Regions from separate parts of the Homo sapiens genome. Here all the other regions are linked to region 1. The links are chromatin contacts, found by Hi-C or POLR2A ChIA-PET in ENCODE. All regions are on one chromosome and are shown on one strand. Each heading gives the region's core, a stretch centred on a gene start or an enhancer-like site at or near the end of the contact. The rest is flanking DNA. Distances are from core to core; before and after follow the strand shown.

The links. Hi-C counts contacts between places; a loop is a spot of excess contacts on that map. ChIA-PET counts read pairs that join two places held with the same protein, here RNA polymerase II (POLR2A). Pooled maps may share reads with other maps.
Region 2: a loop to region 1 is called in a map of CD8-positive, alpha-beta T cell, with 2.6 times the contacts of the local background. The contact joins the enhancer-like site here to the promoter of CD55 in region 1. A Hi-C loop is called at or near these places in 1 of 168 maps with a recorded cell type or tissue (CD8-positive, alpha-beta T cell), 2 of 37 single-sample maps with no recorded cell type and 5 of 50 pooled maps. POLR2A ChIA-PET finds 5 or more read pairs at or near these places in 2 of 52 experiments (activated CD4-positive, alpha-beta T cell and activated naive CD4-positive, alpha-beta T cell).
Region 3: a loop to region 1 is called in a map of naive thymus-derived CD4-positive, alpha-beta T cell, with 20 times the contacts of the local background. The contact joins the promoter of DYRK3 here to the promoter of CD55 in region 1. A Hi-C loop is called at or near these places in 1 of 168 maps with a recorded cell type or tissue (naive thymus-derived CD4-positive, alpha-beta T cell), 1 of 37 single-sample maps with no recorded cell type and 9 of 50 pooled maps. POLR2A ChIA-PET finds 5 or more read pairs at or near these places in 1 of 52 experiments (PC-3).
Region 4: a pooled map shows a loop between it and region 1 (4-fold over the local background). The contact joins the promoter of IL19 here to the promoter of CD55 in region 1. A Hi-C loop is called at or near these places in 2 of 37 single-sample maps with no recorded cell type and 8 of 50 pooled maps.

Annotation. Positions count from the first base shown.
Region 1 is chr1:207,319,708-207,323,270 of GRCh38, forward strand. It overlaps CD55 (CD55 molecule (Cromer blood group)), which reads left to right and starts at 1,971. Exons shown (of 10, transcript NM_000574.5): 1 at 1,971-2,158; 2 at 2,675-2,860. The coding sequence starts at 2,059. LOC107985251 (a long non-coding RNA gene) reads right to left here and starts at 2,422. Exons shown (of 3, transcript XR_007066838.1): 1 at 1,979-2,422. RefSeq lists an enhancer at 1,397-1,606 and a silencer at 2,167-2,246.
Region 2 is chr1:206,573,420-206,576,982 of GRCh38, forward strand. All of the region lies in intron 2 of RASSF5 (Ras association domain family member 5), which reads left to right. It also overlaps a transcript of EIF2D not described here. Among named protein-coding and RNA genes, the nearest start is that of EIF2D, 37 kb to the right of the region's middle. RefSeq lists an enhancer at 2,439-2,488. Within about 2 kb of position 1,937, at least 19 of the 41 ENCODE cell types and tissues checked have a DNase peak (open chromatin) inside an H3K27ac peak, as active enhancers do; they include CD8-positive, alpha-beta T cell, where a contact is called at or near this core.
Region 3 is chr1:206,633,766-206,637,328 of GRCh38, forward strand. DYRK3 (dual specificity tyrosine phosphorylation regulated kinase 3) reads left to right here and starts at 1,771. Exons shown (of 3, transcript NM_003582.4): 1 at 1,771-2,015. The coding sequence starts at 1,939. It overlaps DYRK3-AS1 (DYRK3 antisense RNA 1), which reads right to left and starts at 1,903. Exons shown (of 2, transcript NR_183645.1): 1 at 1,835-1,903; 2 at 431-1,218. RefSeq lists silencers at 1,631-2,050, 2,101-2,210.
Region 4 is chr1:206,769,138-206,772,700 of GRCh38, forward strand. IL19 (interleukin 19) reads left to right here and starts at 1,636. Exons shown (of 7, transcript NM_153758.5): 1 at 1,636-1,941. IL10 (interleukin 10) reads right to left here and starts at 3,357. Exons shown (of 5, transcript NM_000572.3): 1 at 3,134-3,357; 2 at 2,219-2,278; 3 at 1,770-1,922; 4 at 692-757. The coding sequence starts at 3,298. RefSeq lists enhancers at 127-236, 1,797-1,986 and cis regulatory regions at 2,986-3,563, 3,068-3,563.

The DNA of each region.
Region 1 (3,563 bases), core at 721-3,220:
AGGATTGGCTCCAGCAATGGGCAACACAAGGTTTGGTTCTATACAGTAGGTATGGGTCAAAGAAAATGCTATGATTGAAAAATTGCTGTTTTCCTCCTCAAAAAGCTCATACCAACCAGGAAAGAGCTATCAGAAAACCTTCAGGAAAGAATATAATGATAGGATATAACAAATACCCCCACAGCTGGTCCATAGACCAAAGTATAATTCCAAGTAGGGAATTTCACTTAACGAGGTAAGGCATTTAAGGGAAAAGGAATCTAGGCTAGGACTCTGCTAGCCAGACCCAGATAAATTATTACAGGGAAGCATGTTCTTGAGGCTATTCTCTATGAAGAAGGGCAACCCACCTTGCCATCTATATCCTTTCTGTTTTCGACAGGGGTGGTCCTAAGCTGGATAGATCTTTACTCTGACCAGTACCATATAGGTCTGTGGTTCTCAAACCTGGCTGCACAGTGTGGCACTTTAAGTAATCCTGATACCCAGTCCCATCCCCAAAGATGCTGATTTAATTTGTCTAAGGTGCAGTTTGGGCCTCTGGATTGGAACCAACCCATATACCCATCAATGATAGACTGGATAAAGAAAATGTGGCACATATACACCATAGAATACTACACAGCCATAAAAAAGGATGAGTTCATGTCCTATGCAGGGACATGGATGAAGCTGGAAACCATCAACCTCAGCAAACTAACATAAGACCAGAAAACCAAACACTGCATGTTCTTACTCATAAGTGGGAGTTGAACAATGAGAATACACAGACACAGGGAGGGGAACATCACACACGGGGGCCTGTTGGAGGGTGGGGGTTAGGGGAGGGATAGCATTAGGAGAAATACCTAATGTAGATGTTGGGTTGATGGGTGCAGCAAACCACCATGGCACGTGTATACCTATGTAACAAACCTGCATGTTCTGCACATGTATTCCAGAACTTAAAGAATATATATTTATATATGTATAAATATATATGAATATATAAATATAAATATATATATAAGCTCCCCACGTGATTCTAATGTGTGGCCAGTCTTGCAAACCTCAGGCTATTTATTCTAAAGGGTTTGTAACAAGCCTTCCTCTTAAAATCCACCCCACCACCATTCAGCGTTTTGGGGTCTGTTTGTTTTTATTGTTATCCCACCCCACACCGCCCCGAGGCGCGCGCGCGCGCGCGCACACACACACACACACACACACACACACATACACACACGCACACTGGTGAATTTCTCTCTACAGTCAGTCTGGAGTAATCCCAAAGTGGTGTCTTTCGTAAATAAGGAGAACCCGGGTGAAGAAAATGACTCCCACCCGAACAAGGCATGAACAATGTTCACTCCCTACTGTGTTATTCAACCTGTTTCCCCAGGTCTCTGTTTTCACATTAGAGAGTGTTCTAGGAGATGACGCCCTTCCTCCTTAGTTATTTCCCCACCCTCGTGCTGGCCTTTGACAGACCTCCCAGTAGAGGGCCCAAGACGCGGGTAGAGCACCGCGTCTCAGCGCCTGAGTCTCAGCCCCCGAACTCCACCGCACCTGCAGGTCCCCTTGGCAGCACTCAAGCGCGGGGATGCTCCGCTTAGACGAACTCACGTGCGGGCAGCAAGGCCTGCGATACTTGAGCACCCCTCCCCCTCTCCCGTTTACACCCCGTTTGTGTTTACGTAGCGAGGAGATATTTAGGTTTCTAGAAGGCAGGTCATCGCAGGCCCCACCCAGCAGTGGAGAGAGTGAGTCCCAGAGGGTGTTGCCAGCGAGCTCCTCCTCCTTCCCCTCCCCACTCTCCCCGAGTCTAGGGCCCCCGGGGCGTATGACGCCGGAGCCCTCTGACCGCACCTCTGACCACAACAAACCCCTACTCCACCCGTCTTGTTTGTCCCACCCTTGGTGACGCAGAGCCCCAGCCCAGACCCCGCCCAAAGCACTCATTTAACTGGTATTGCGGAGCCACGAGGCTTCTGCTTACTGCAACTCGCTCCGGCCGCTGGGCGTAGCTGCGACTCGGCGGAGTCCCGGCGGCGCGTCCTTGTTCTAACCCGGCGCGCCATGACCGTCGCGCGGCCGAGCGTGCCCGCGGCGCTGCCCCTCCTCGGGGAGCTGCCCCGGCTGCTGCTGCTGGTGCTGTTGTGCCTGCCGGCCGTGTGGGGTGAGTAGGGGCCCGGCGGCCGGGGAAGCCCCTGGGCTGGGTGGGAGGTCCAAGTCGGTCTCTGAGACACGCACAGGGGCCGGCGACTTGGCAGGTGGGGAGCTTGGCCCGCGGTCGTGGTTCCCGCCGTCCTGTGCCTTTAAGGCTCTCGCCGCTCACCAGCATTTGGGGCTCCTGCTGTGTCGGCCCCCAGCTGACTTGGCTTTAGGGGTCGGCGTGGAGGGTTAAAGAGGCCCCGGCTGGGTTTGCGGAGCAGCCAAGCCTGGCAAAATCGAAAGGGAGGGCTCAAAGAGACTGTATCCTTAACCCCCAAAAAGCTGGTCTAAAAGGATGGGAGGCCAGACCGCTGACCGTTCCCCACTCTCGACAGAGTCCAGCCGTGTGGAGCACACGATGCTGCAAACTTGCATGTCATCTCTTTCAGGTGTGGCATTTCAAGGGGGCTTGTGTCTTGAAAACAGCAACTGTGAGGACACTTGATAGTCATTTCCTTCAGTTCTGCTTTTGTCTCCCTAGGTGACTGTGGCCTTCCCCCAGATGTACCTAATGCCCAGCCAGCTTTGGAAGGCCGTACAAGTTTTCCCGAGGATACTGTAATAACGTACAAATGTGAAGAAAGCTTTGTGAAAATTCCTGGCGAGAAGGACTCAGTGATCTGCCTTAAGGGCAGTCAATGGTCAGATATTGAAGAGTTCTGCAATCGTAAGTTCTTCATCTTTTTAGAAAAGTTCTGGGAATGGAATGTATCTTAAATTTATTTTTATATACCTTTGGAGTGACTAGTAATTGATAGTTCTCTAGCGTTACTAAACCCCAGGGTATACCCTGTTGGCACGTCACACTCCAGCTAATTGAAGACATTTACCACCCTGAGTAGGTCCTGCTGCTTCATTAAGAGTTTTTCTTCCTAACACTGTACCTCTTGAACGAACTAGTAGAGAAAATAAACAATAGGTATTGTTTAGGGAGTAAACATATAAAATATATTTGGCAATTGCCTTGAGACACATAGCGTAAATGATATGTTTTCTTAAGTATTTTATAAAGTAGGACTTACCAAATACAACTCTGTGGTGGCATTTTTAAAAGCTCTCAATATTTACTTCAAAATCTGTTATACTTGTACATATTTATAGGGTACATGTGATATTCTGGCACATGCATACAGTGTGTCATGATCAATCAGGGTAATTGGATAGCCAGTACCTCAAACACTTGGTGTTTGTGTGGAGAATATTCCAAATCTTCTCTTCTTGCTACTTTGAAAAAATATATGTATATATATAAATTGGGATATATATATAGGGAGAGAGATATATATAATTGGGATATATATATATAAGGAGATATATAATTGGGATATATATAAGGAGATATATATAGGGAGAGATATATATATATAGGG
Region 2 (3,563 bases), core at 687-3,186, 750 kb before region 1:
CTGCTATGTGTCAAGCTGGCACTGGGATCTGGGACGCCATAGAGGGCAAGACAGGCACGGGTGCTTCTCTCACGGAACTCAGTATAAATGGAAATCCAAGGCTCACTACTGCACTGTAATTCCTAGGAGAAATTAAGACCTCAAGAACCACTGAAGCAAGTATTGAGCAAGTATTTCCTATTTGCCTCATGTTCAGAGCCACCAGGCATAGAGAAGTAGTAGCAGTGGATGTAAGTCATTAAAGAGCTTCAGTCTAGTTGGGAAGAAGACCCGAGATGGATGGTCTACTTGGAAGTTAATATAAGTAGCCAGGCGTAGTGGCTCACGCCTGTAATCCCAGCATTTTGGGAGGCCAAAGCGGGAGGATCACTTGAGGCCAGGAGTTTGAGACCAGCCTGGGCAATATAGTGAGAGCCCCATCTCTTAAAAAAACAAAATAGAAATCGGAGTCTTAGTGAGGTGGACTTGATCAAGTTCACAGAAGACCAAGGGCATGGCCAGCACAGGCCACCTGTGGCCCAGCGTGCAAGGCAGCATGGTCTAATGGTGAAGAGTAACAGCATCTTTCTTGTTATTTAGGGGATTAAATGAGATCAGGACCTTGAACCCTTCAGGGCAGTGCCTGACTACTGTCGGTTTTTAATATTATAATGAGGCTCTGCAGGGGCTTGAACTTAGGTCCCTGTAAGGGAGCTACTGTTCCCTGGTATAACCCACTCTAGCTGAGCTGTGCAGAGACTGAGATGGTCACCTCAAAGAGCAGGGGACCCCGTGTCCAGACTCTGGGGCATGCTGGCAACCTGAGGAGTCTGCGGGAGTGGCCTGATCTGTGCTGCTTGAGGCTTTTTGTCCCAGATCACACTGTACTTGCTCTGGTGTGCCACAGCGCATCCATCTCTGTCTTCCCTTCTCAGGTCACCTGCAGACTCCCAAGGACAGGGTCACATCCCATCTGCGTCATCTCTCAAGGTGCCTTTCACGATCCTCACCCATAGGCAGTTCATTCAGTTACTACTGGCGGACTGTTGACATTGACCATCTGCTCTACGTTTTTGTCTTTGGAGACTTGAGTCTCTTTCCATTCTCAACCTCCACCCGCCACCTCTTTTTTCCCTCTGCTCTGTTAATACACCCTACCAGAGCTGCTCAAATTCCACATGGAGCAGAAGCTCCATGATAAAGCCCCTTCCCTGCTCTGCTGCAAATAACCTATTAGGGAACACAGTTAAGGAGTTCCCAACCCTTTTAATTTTGGGACAATGGACAGTGCCATAGAGGGACCTGTGGAAATCAACCCCTTCACTGCTGTGGTGGGTCTGTGGAGTCCATTTCAGAACACAGGCCTTCGAAGACCTGGGAGGGGGCCCTGCAGTAAGGCCCCATAGGGATTCCTCTTTCTCATTTGGTTGAGACCATCACAAAGGGACCAATGACTTTTTTTTTTTTTTTTTTTTTTTTGAGATGGAGTCTCGCTCTGTCATCCAGGCTGGAGTGCAGTGGCGCAATCTTGGCTCAATGCAACCTCTGCCTCCCAGGTTCAAGCGATTCTTCCGCCTTAGCCTCCCGAGTAGTTGGGATTACAGGCGCACGGATAATTTTTTTGTTTTTGTTTTTGTTTTTTTTTTTAGAAGAGACAGGGTTTCATTATGTTGCCCAGGCTGGTCTTGAACTCCTAACCTCACCTTTGAATGCGGTTTGGACATTGAGCAGGGTATTTCAAATCCAGCCCAGATAGATGGGTGTCTGCCCCTTGCCTGCAGACGTTCCCATCTAGGGCAAGCACAACAGAAGCACCGGGTGTTTGGGGTGTGGAAGGCAGCTGCAGATGGACATTCTCCTGTAGGAGGGGCCTGAGGCTTTCCTCCCTGACTTAAGCCTGGAGATGGCTTCCTTCCAAGGGGTGAAAGAATTGCTGCTGACAGATTTGCTAAGAGCTGAGAAAGAGGAAATGTGGCAAAGGCTCATGGTGAATGGCTTCCGGGGTATTTTTTGTTTTGTTTTCTTGAGTTGTGTGTGTTAAGAATGCGTAGACCGGCTTGGGCTTGGCTAAGATAGAGTCTTGCTGACAATAGAGAAAAGTGGTGAGCAGTGAAAAAGTAAAGTCGTGGCGGTTAGAAATGTTCTTTGTGCTCCTTTAGATTGGTTATTCCTGCTGCCATTCAGCCATGCTAGCTAGCCTCCAAGAGGCCCCCATCTCCACACCCAATTCTCTGAAATAGAAGAGGAAGCAATGATGAGAAAAAAACACCACCCTATCTTATGTGTAAAATCTTAGTCCTGCGAAGGGGCCCTTAGAGCTTCTCCAGTATCACTTCATGATTTCACAGATAAGGAAACTGAGGCCCTGAGAGGGGAAGTAGCTCCCCAGACGTCACAGGTCATTTGATGGTCTTGCATTTGTTCTCATCAGCTAGCTGCCAAGAGCTGAGCCACACGGCTAACGCCAAAGTCCAAAGCCTGGTGTGTGTTCTTGGTATCAGACCCTCAGGGTGCAGCTGAGTGTGAGGTGCTCCTGGACCTAGGGGTCTGGGGTGGGCTCTGGCCTGAGACTCCCCAGGCTGTCTTGCCCTCCCCTGCCACCCAATCAACAGGTATTTATCTGACACCTACTTAAAGTTTGGCCCAGGTTTCAGCCAAGCGGGGTGCCAAAAAGCTTAGGCACCAAACTAATGTCTGCCTCCATCCAGAGAGCATCTCACTGGGGAGATGGGATTAACATGTGAAACAATCATTAAACAATAAAAGGCAGCATATAATTAGATGCCAGCTGTAGCCACACAGGCTCTGAAATCACCTCTATAGGCTCTTGCAGTATGGATTTAACATTAGCCAGCAGCTGCAGAGATCTGTGACGATGGTAATTTGTACTTTTGCTGCAATGGGAATCTGAGGCTTTGAGGCCATGGGGCTGGTGTTTGGGAGCGAGTCACAGAACCAGGGGGTGAGCCTAGCTGTCTACCTCCATCCCTACCCCAGCCAGCTTTGTTGCCTCCTCATTGCAGAATGGAGTAAAGTGAGCAAAATCCAAGGAAGTGCCCAAGCCTTTGTCTTCTTGTGAAAAGTGTCCATGAAATGAGAGTGAAGTTACAAAGGCCCATTAACTGGTGGTGTGAGGAAATACACAGGAAACATAGGAAGTATGATTCAGGAGAAAGAGAGACCAGGACAAAACTGTGATTACCTTTCTCCATGTGGGAATCAAAATGCCAGGGATCTGGTACATTAAGAGAGCAGAGGATGGAGAGATGGCTATAGACTGGAGAAATTGCATTGGGAAACTACATAGAGAAGGTGGAACTAGGGCTAATAGTGTTCTAGGCAGGAGACTCTGCACAAACAACAGCATAGAGCAAACTACTGCACATGGCCAGGTTCCATAAATAAAGTTTGTTTTGTTTTTGAGACAGGGTCTTGCTCTGTCACCTAGGCTGGAGTGCAGTGGCACAATCACGGCTCACTGCAGCCTTGAACTCCTGGGGGCTCAGGTCATTCTCCCACCTCAGCCTCCTGAGTAGCTGGCACTACAGGTGCACTTCACTGTGCCCAGCTAATTTTTGTATTTT
Region 3 (3,563 bases), core at 521-3,020, 690 kb before region 1:
CCTCTGTATTTCCCACCTTAGGAGCAAGAAAGGGAGCAGGAACCCTTCCACTTGGCTCTGGAAGATGTGTCTTAAGCACAGACTGCGGATGCAATCCTCTCACGAGCAGTGATTCAGAATGAGGTAAGAAATCATGTGGGGGCAAGTCTCATTCAACTGTTTAGGGAGGGCAGTAAAGTGGTCTGAGGTGTCTACATAAGTACTGAGAACGGGGATTATTTAATAGAATTTTGCAATCTTAGAGCTGGAAGGGACTTCAACAGTAACCTCGTCCAATCTTTGCGTTGCCATGGAACTCTTTCTTCAAACAAAAGCTTCGTAAGAGCCCAAATACAAACCCCTGTGAAAGCAGAATTGCTCTGGTTGCAAAGTGGGGGAAGGGAGAGACAAAAAGAAAAAGTTTATTTATAAAATAAACTTTAAAAAATCATCATGGAAGAAAACTTTTTTATTTATATGTATATCATAGAAAGGCTAAAGTAACATTGATCACAAAAAATAAAATTCCCCAAACCAATAGATTATTAGTTTATACAGTGAAGATACTTTGGCTCTTTAGGGACATTTTTACTTGGAGTCACGAGAACAGAGAATATGACTTTTAGTCACACGGAAATGAGCCTTGGATGGGAATTTTTAAGATTTATGGGAACTGTGTGCTATGCTGATTTGGGACAATAAGCGTTCTAGTCCCACCAGGTGGCGCCCGCGTTCGGCATTCTGAGAACGTTTGGTGTCTTCTGGACTCCAGAATCTGGACGGTCCGACCGCCTCGTGCTTGGTGGGTTTACAAACTCTGACTGGTTCTTACCACCCATCTAACAGGAAATTTTTTTTTTTTAAAAACAAACCAACCCATAAAACATCTGACCAGATGCCACACTCAAGAAAACACTTGTATTCGGGTGTTTTAACCTCCAACGATGGAAATCTGCTTAACATTGGTGTTTCTGAGGTGTCTTAGCATCAGAAAAGGAAAAAGACACATATACACACATTCTAAGGAAAAAGTCAGGAAGGGCCTTGCAGAGGTAGGTCCTGGTGCGGCAAGAGGACGGTTAGGCGTTAGAAGCTTCTAGTTCAGGCTTTGCCGCTTCATGCTCATGAGGAAGCGCGGCTCCTTTGGCCTCAGTTTCCTGCGCTGCCTTCCCGTCTGTGGCTGACTGTTGCAGGGTAGTCAGACAAAGGCCCAGCTTCTATTCTGCATCCCAGCTAAGTCTGTAAAAGACGAAAGTCGTCGGGTACCTCCGTTACTGAGATCAAATGTTCATAAATGGAAGCATCGTGTCAATAAATGGGTTTATTATTATTGCTTTCTTATGTAACTCACCAACCCCCGGAGGGCCGTCCCCGCGGTGGGAAAGCCTAAAACAATACACATATGTTTTCACTAATTTAAAATTCATATTGAAGCGGGACGTTTTAGAACTTCCAGGACGCAACGTGCTATTAAGGGACCGTGAGGGGCGGGCAGCCCTTCTGAGATCGCGGGCTAACTGCTACTTTCACCCCTCCTTCTCCGGACCCCTCTCTCCGTCTACAGCTCGCGCCAGGGACCCAAACAGCCTAGGCCGCGAGCTCCTCGCCTCCAACCTCCCGCCTCCCGCGCCAGTACTAGCACCCGCTAGGAGCGCCGCGTGGCCTTTACCGGCCACGGGCCCCGCCCCTGTGCGTCAGCCCGTAGCTGCGCCGAGGCGTTTCCCGGGGGCGTGCCGCGGTTGCTAGGCGACCAGACCGCTCCCCCTCCCGCCCCTGGAGCTGCGTCTCCCCACTTCCCAGCCGGGGCCAGTCGGGAGCGAAAGTGCGCTGAGCTGCAGTGTCTGGTCGAGAGTACCCGTGGGAGCGTCGCGCCGCGGAGGCAGCCGTCCCGGCGTAGGTGGCGTGGCCGACCGGACCCCCAACTGGCGCCTCTCCCCGCGCGGGGTCCCGAGCTAGGAGATGGGAGGCACAGCTCGTGGGCCTGGGCGGAAGGATGCGGGGCCGCCTGGGGCCGGGCTCCCGCCCCAGCAGCGGAGGTAACGGCGCCACGGGGTAACGGGCTGGAGGCGCCACAGGGAGCGGCTGGCGCTGGCAAGCGAAGCTTGGGGGTGGGGAGGAGGTAGAGTGAGCCCTCAGTAGGAGGGACGAGGGCAGGGGTCTGACTGCCTCCCCGGGACCGCCCCCACCTCCTCTCTATCAGGGCCCCCTCCCCCCATCCCTGTCTCACCGGGCGCGGGGGACGGGGCTAGAGCGGAGTTAGAGCAAGAAGAATTTCCACCCCTGGATTCCCTCTGAAACCCTAGATCGGGGTATATGTTAAGGGATTACGAAAATCTAGGACTTTTTGTGGGGCTTTTTATTAAAGGGGGGGAGCCCGGGAGCAATACCTTGGAAAGAAGCCCTGTTGCTTAGAGCGGATAACCAACGGCTGAACTCTTGGGGTTTGCTGTGAGGGGTGCGGTCTAGCTTCGAATGTACAGGTTATGGGCTATGCTGGGTACGGCTTTCTCCGGATCCTATTTTGAGAGATTCCCCACCTTGCGTTGTATTTTACACCTAAATGGAGAGAAGAGACCCTTGCTCCCCGCTTTATTTGCATGCAGACTCTTGTTAATTTCCTCTGGCTGTTAGTCACTAGGCAATTTTGCACGTTTTCTTTTTCTTTATATATGTGGACGCCTATCCTGGTTTGTTTTATCAGGCTTATGGCAAAGGGTCAGTCACATCCAGAATATTTGGTTTCTGTTGGTGAAGCCATTCCCTGTTAAAAATATAAATAATTCTATCAGAATGTGAGCATGTTTTTAAAAAGAGCATTCCAAAAATATTTGTAGCGGTTTTTTTCCCTTTATATTTTTATAACACATCTATAAAGAAAACTCTAGAATGAATTTCACAAAACAGTTTTTAAGGTGACCAGAATATTCCAGGATATTTTAAAAGACGTTAAAAAATTATTCCTCTGCAACATCATCATTGTTATATTCATAGTGTATCATGTAAAATGATACAATGAAATGCTGATGTGTGTAACTGGGAAATCCGTGTTCTTGGTAGCAGATGAAATACATTATTCAGGGCCATCTTGTGGATTAAATAAATCCTCTCCGTCTTTTGTGTTCCCTTACAGTGGTGGAGCCACAGTGTTAAAGAACAGAGAAGTGATCCTTAATCATTTAGAATTTTGCCTCCACCATCCACCAGAAAATGAAGTGGAAAGAGAAGTAAATTCAATACATTTTATAATTTAGAGCATCCTTTTAGCGTTTGCTGTAGTACTTACTGTATTTTTCTGCAGGTTAGGTAGATGTAAGTAGGTAAGTAAGTAAATGAATAAAGAGAAGACAGCCTTAAAAAGGCCTTTTATTTCTTGCCTGTAAGACCCAGAAGTGTGAAGACTGGAGCTAGTCTTCCCATTAACATGGGGAAGACAGGCTCAGAGGAGAAGGTAGCACTGGGGAAGACAGGCTCAGAGGAGAAGGTAGCACAGCCAGTGTTAGAGCTGAGATTAGAATCCAAGTCTCTGACTTGAGAAACTATTACCTCTGTTAGTTTTTTCTGGTCTGTTTTTTTCTCTGTGAGCT
Region 4 (3,563 bases), core at 386-2,885, 550 kb before region 1:
CTGCCGCCCTGACCTACTATGAGAAATTCACACCCCCTGATGTTGGCACTCTGTGCAGTGTCTGTCCCCAGCCCACGAGGAGGACATAGGCCGCACGGTTTCTGGGAAATCAGACTGAAAAAGTTCACGCACAGTTGGAAGTGTGAAACCCCATTTCGTTTGGGAACTGACATTCTCAGGCACCTCCGCAGGTGCGAAGGGCAGATGGAAAGCGGGCTTGAACCAACTCCAGGTTAAGTGAGAATCCAGCTTCCTGCTCATTCTGAGTTCTGGGGAGTCTGGGCTGAACCCCCAGGTGTATTTGTATGTGCACATTTATGTGCCAGCTTCCTGCACGTGTGGGTTCAGCCTAGATTCCCAACAAGCTACTTTCTGTACTTTCTGTTTCCTTTGTCACTCTCCCCAGCATGCAGCTCACTGTGTTCACAGGCTGGCCGGCCAGCCTAACCCGCAAGCCTGCAAAGGCAGCGAGCAGTCATTTAGAAACCCCCAAAGACACTTAACAGAAAACAAATACAATCAAGGCAGCAGCTCCTCACTGGCTGAGCAGGTCATACCATCTGTCAGGTTCCCACACTCTCTCCAATGAAGAATGGGGCCTATTGAGTCCCCACCACCTTCCATGCTTTGGGGTTGGGGAGTGGGCATGGGTTGTGCTCTGCAGACCCTCTCTGCCACCATCCAAGCTCACCTTATTAAAGGCATTCTTCACCTGCTCCACGGCCTTGCTCTTGTTTTCACAGGGAAGAAATCGATGCTGTGGAAGAAAAGAGAAAGTGTTGGTGATCCTGGCTTCCAGCTCCATGTCCATCACACTTAGGGGACAAGCTGGTGGCATCATGAGGAGGCCAGATTTATCCAAATGCCTTGCCTCACAGCTCCCAGAGAGAACTGAGCCCTGCTTCCATGGCCCTGGGAGTTAAATGTATTTCTCCAGGACTCACTCCAAGATGTTTGCAAGGCTTGGATGACAACCCAGGTCTTGGGATTCCTTCCTCCCCCAGAACTCTACAGTATCTCCTGCAGTGCTGAGCGAGGCATTCTTCAGCCTGTCCTTTTCTGCCTCTCTCTCCTGTTCCTCCCCGTCAGTCACAGCCACCGAGGAACACTTCTAAGCATCTGAGGAGGGAAGCTACTGGGACCAAACCCTTCACATAGCCTTGTCCTACAAATAGACACCAACTGATTTTCCAATATTGGTGACAGAACAGGGGAAACCATTAGTAGTGAGGGCATCATTTCAGTTGGAGAAATAAATTACCTGGAGGAATTACTCATAGACACTAGCCTGGGGATGAATAGCCCCCTTGTCCCTTCTAAAATGCCAGGGGAAATCCTGTCAGTCAATTGGGCCCTTCTTAGAGCTTTGCTTTCAAAACATTGAGATTAAAAGAGGTGAATGATGTTTCCTCTGCTTGGGAACCTTAGCTCCCCGCCCAGGGTCTAGTTACAAAGAGGCAGTGGAGGCCTGACTGAAGCTCTGGGCTCCTTTTATGAAGAGAGAGGGGAGTAGTTAATAACCCACAAATGACTCACAAATAACAGGAAAGCTGTTTGCAAATTTCACATGTAAATGCCTAGCAGCCACCCCCAACGCCTGCTCAAAGAGAAATGAGCAAGAGATCTGACTCCAGGAGTCTTTCCTCATTTACAGCTAGCTCTGCCAGTCTGTGTCTTTGCTGTGTCTGTGGATGTGAGTGTCCCTGCTGGTCTGTAGGAGATGGTATTTTGGGGGCAGCTGCAAGGGAAAAAACTGATCTGCTACTTACACAGCGCCGTAGCCTCAGCCTGAGGGTCTTCAGGTTCTCCCCCAGGGAGTTCACATGCGCCTTGATGTCTGGGTCTTGGTTCTCAGCTTGGGGCATCACCTCCTCCAGGTAAAACTGGATCATCTCAGACAAGGCTTGGCAACCCAGGTAACCCTAAGGGCAGGAGCCAAAGGTGAGTGAGAGATTGGCGGAGGTGGCTGGGAGGAGGGGCTGCTGCAACTAGCTTAAGAGGACAGCTTGGTTCTAGCGATCCTCCTTCACCAGAAGCCTCCCCGAAGGGACTGAGCCCTTTGTAAACCCTCTGGCTGCTGGATGTGCTGAGTTAACATCTTCCCACTTCTCCTTTTCAAAGCGAAGGAAACAAACCCAATTCCCTGCAATCAGGAAGCAGAGTCTCCCTTCCCTTAATCATGCTGCACACTCCCCCAGCACCCCGCCCCTGCTCTCACCTTAAAGTCCTCCAGCAAGGACTCCTTTAACAACAAGTTGTCCAGCTGATCCTTCATTTGCTGCAGGAAGAACAAAAGGAGAATGAACTTGAGGTTTGGGGAAATAACTGAAATGCGGTCTTTTTGATGCCCTTTCATTTAGAGATTTTTTTTTTTAAATAAAATTGGCTCTGGCCCAAAAAAATCAAAAGGGGAGTTTTAAAAACAGAGGATTCAACAGTGATGGGACCATCACTTAAATCAGGTCCTCCTCCTCAGAGTCAAGTTATTTAAAAAATCTGGCCGATTTTGAAGGGAAAGCAGAAGCTTGACTCAGTCCTGGTCTTCTTTCTGCGGAGCTACATTCGGCTTTAAGGGACACCTATGTCAACCCTTCGGGGCCTTGAGCCCCCCTCATGTCCTGTTCTCTGCTTTTCTTTCTCCCCACTGTAGACATCCAGTTTAGCTTGGAAAGATCCCAGGGATTAAGAAGCTCCTTCTAATGCAGGTTTCCCTCATGTAGAGTGCTTCCCTAAACCACTGGTCTTTCAGGTCTGGAAACGCTCTAAGCAGAGGCAATTTAAATTTCCCTGCTGCAAGGCATGGGGAGCATCTTCACCTCGAATCAGACATTTCTTTACTTCTCCTAGCCAATAAAGTATAGAGCGCCAGCAGGATCTTATAAGTTTCTCAGCACGAGAGAGAACGCATTTACTTTATAAGGCAGGTTTCCTGCACATTTACTGTATCATCTGGCTTAGCTTAACTCACCAAACCCATGGCTTGATCTAGGATTCTCTTAAGAATTTAAGTTTGGGGGAATAGGTGTTGGGGATGGAGGTGGAGGCGCAGGAGGAGGGTTCTTATAGTTCCAGGAGAATGTCTAGTTCAGGCAGTCCCAGGAAGAGAGAAAGGACAGGAAGGAATCATACTCACAAAGAAAGTCTTCACTCTGCTGAAGGCATCTCGGAGATCTCGAAGCATGTTAGGCAGGTTGCCTGGGAAGTGGGTGCAGCTGTTCTCAGACTGGGTGCCCTGGCCTGGGCTGGCCCTCACCCCAGTCAGGAGGACCAGGCAACAGAGCAGTGCTGAGCTGTGCATGCCTTCTTTTGCAAGTCTGTCTTGTGGTTTGGTTTTGCAAGAGCAAGCCCCTGATGTGTAGACCTTCACCTCTCTGTCCCCCTTTTATATTGTAAGCTCAGGGAGGCCTCTTCATTCATTAAAAAGCCACAATCAAGGTTTCCCGGCACAGGATTTTTTCTGCTTAGAGCTCCTCCTTCTCTAACCTCTCTAATAAACTTAGTTTTCAATTTTTGCATCGTAAGCAAAAATGATTGGTTGAACATGAACTTCTGCATTACAGCTA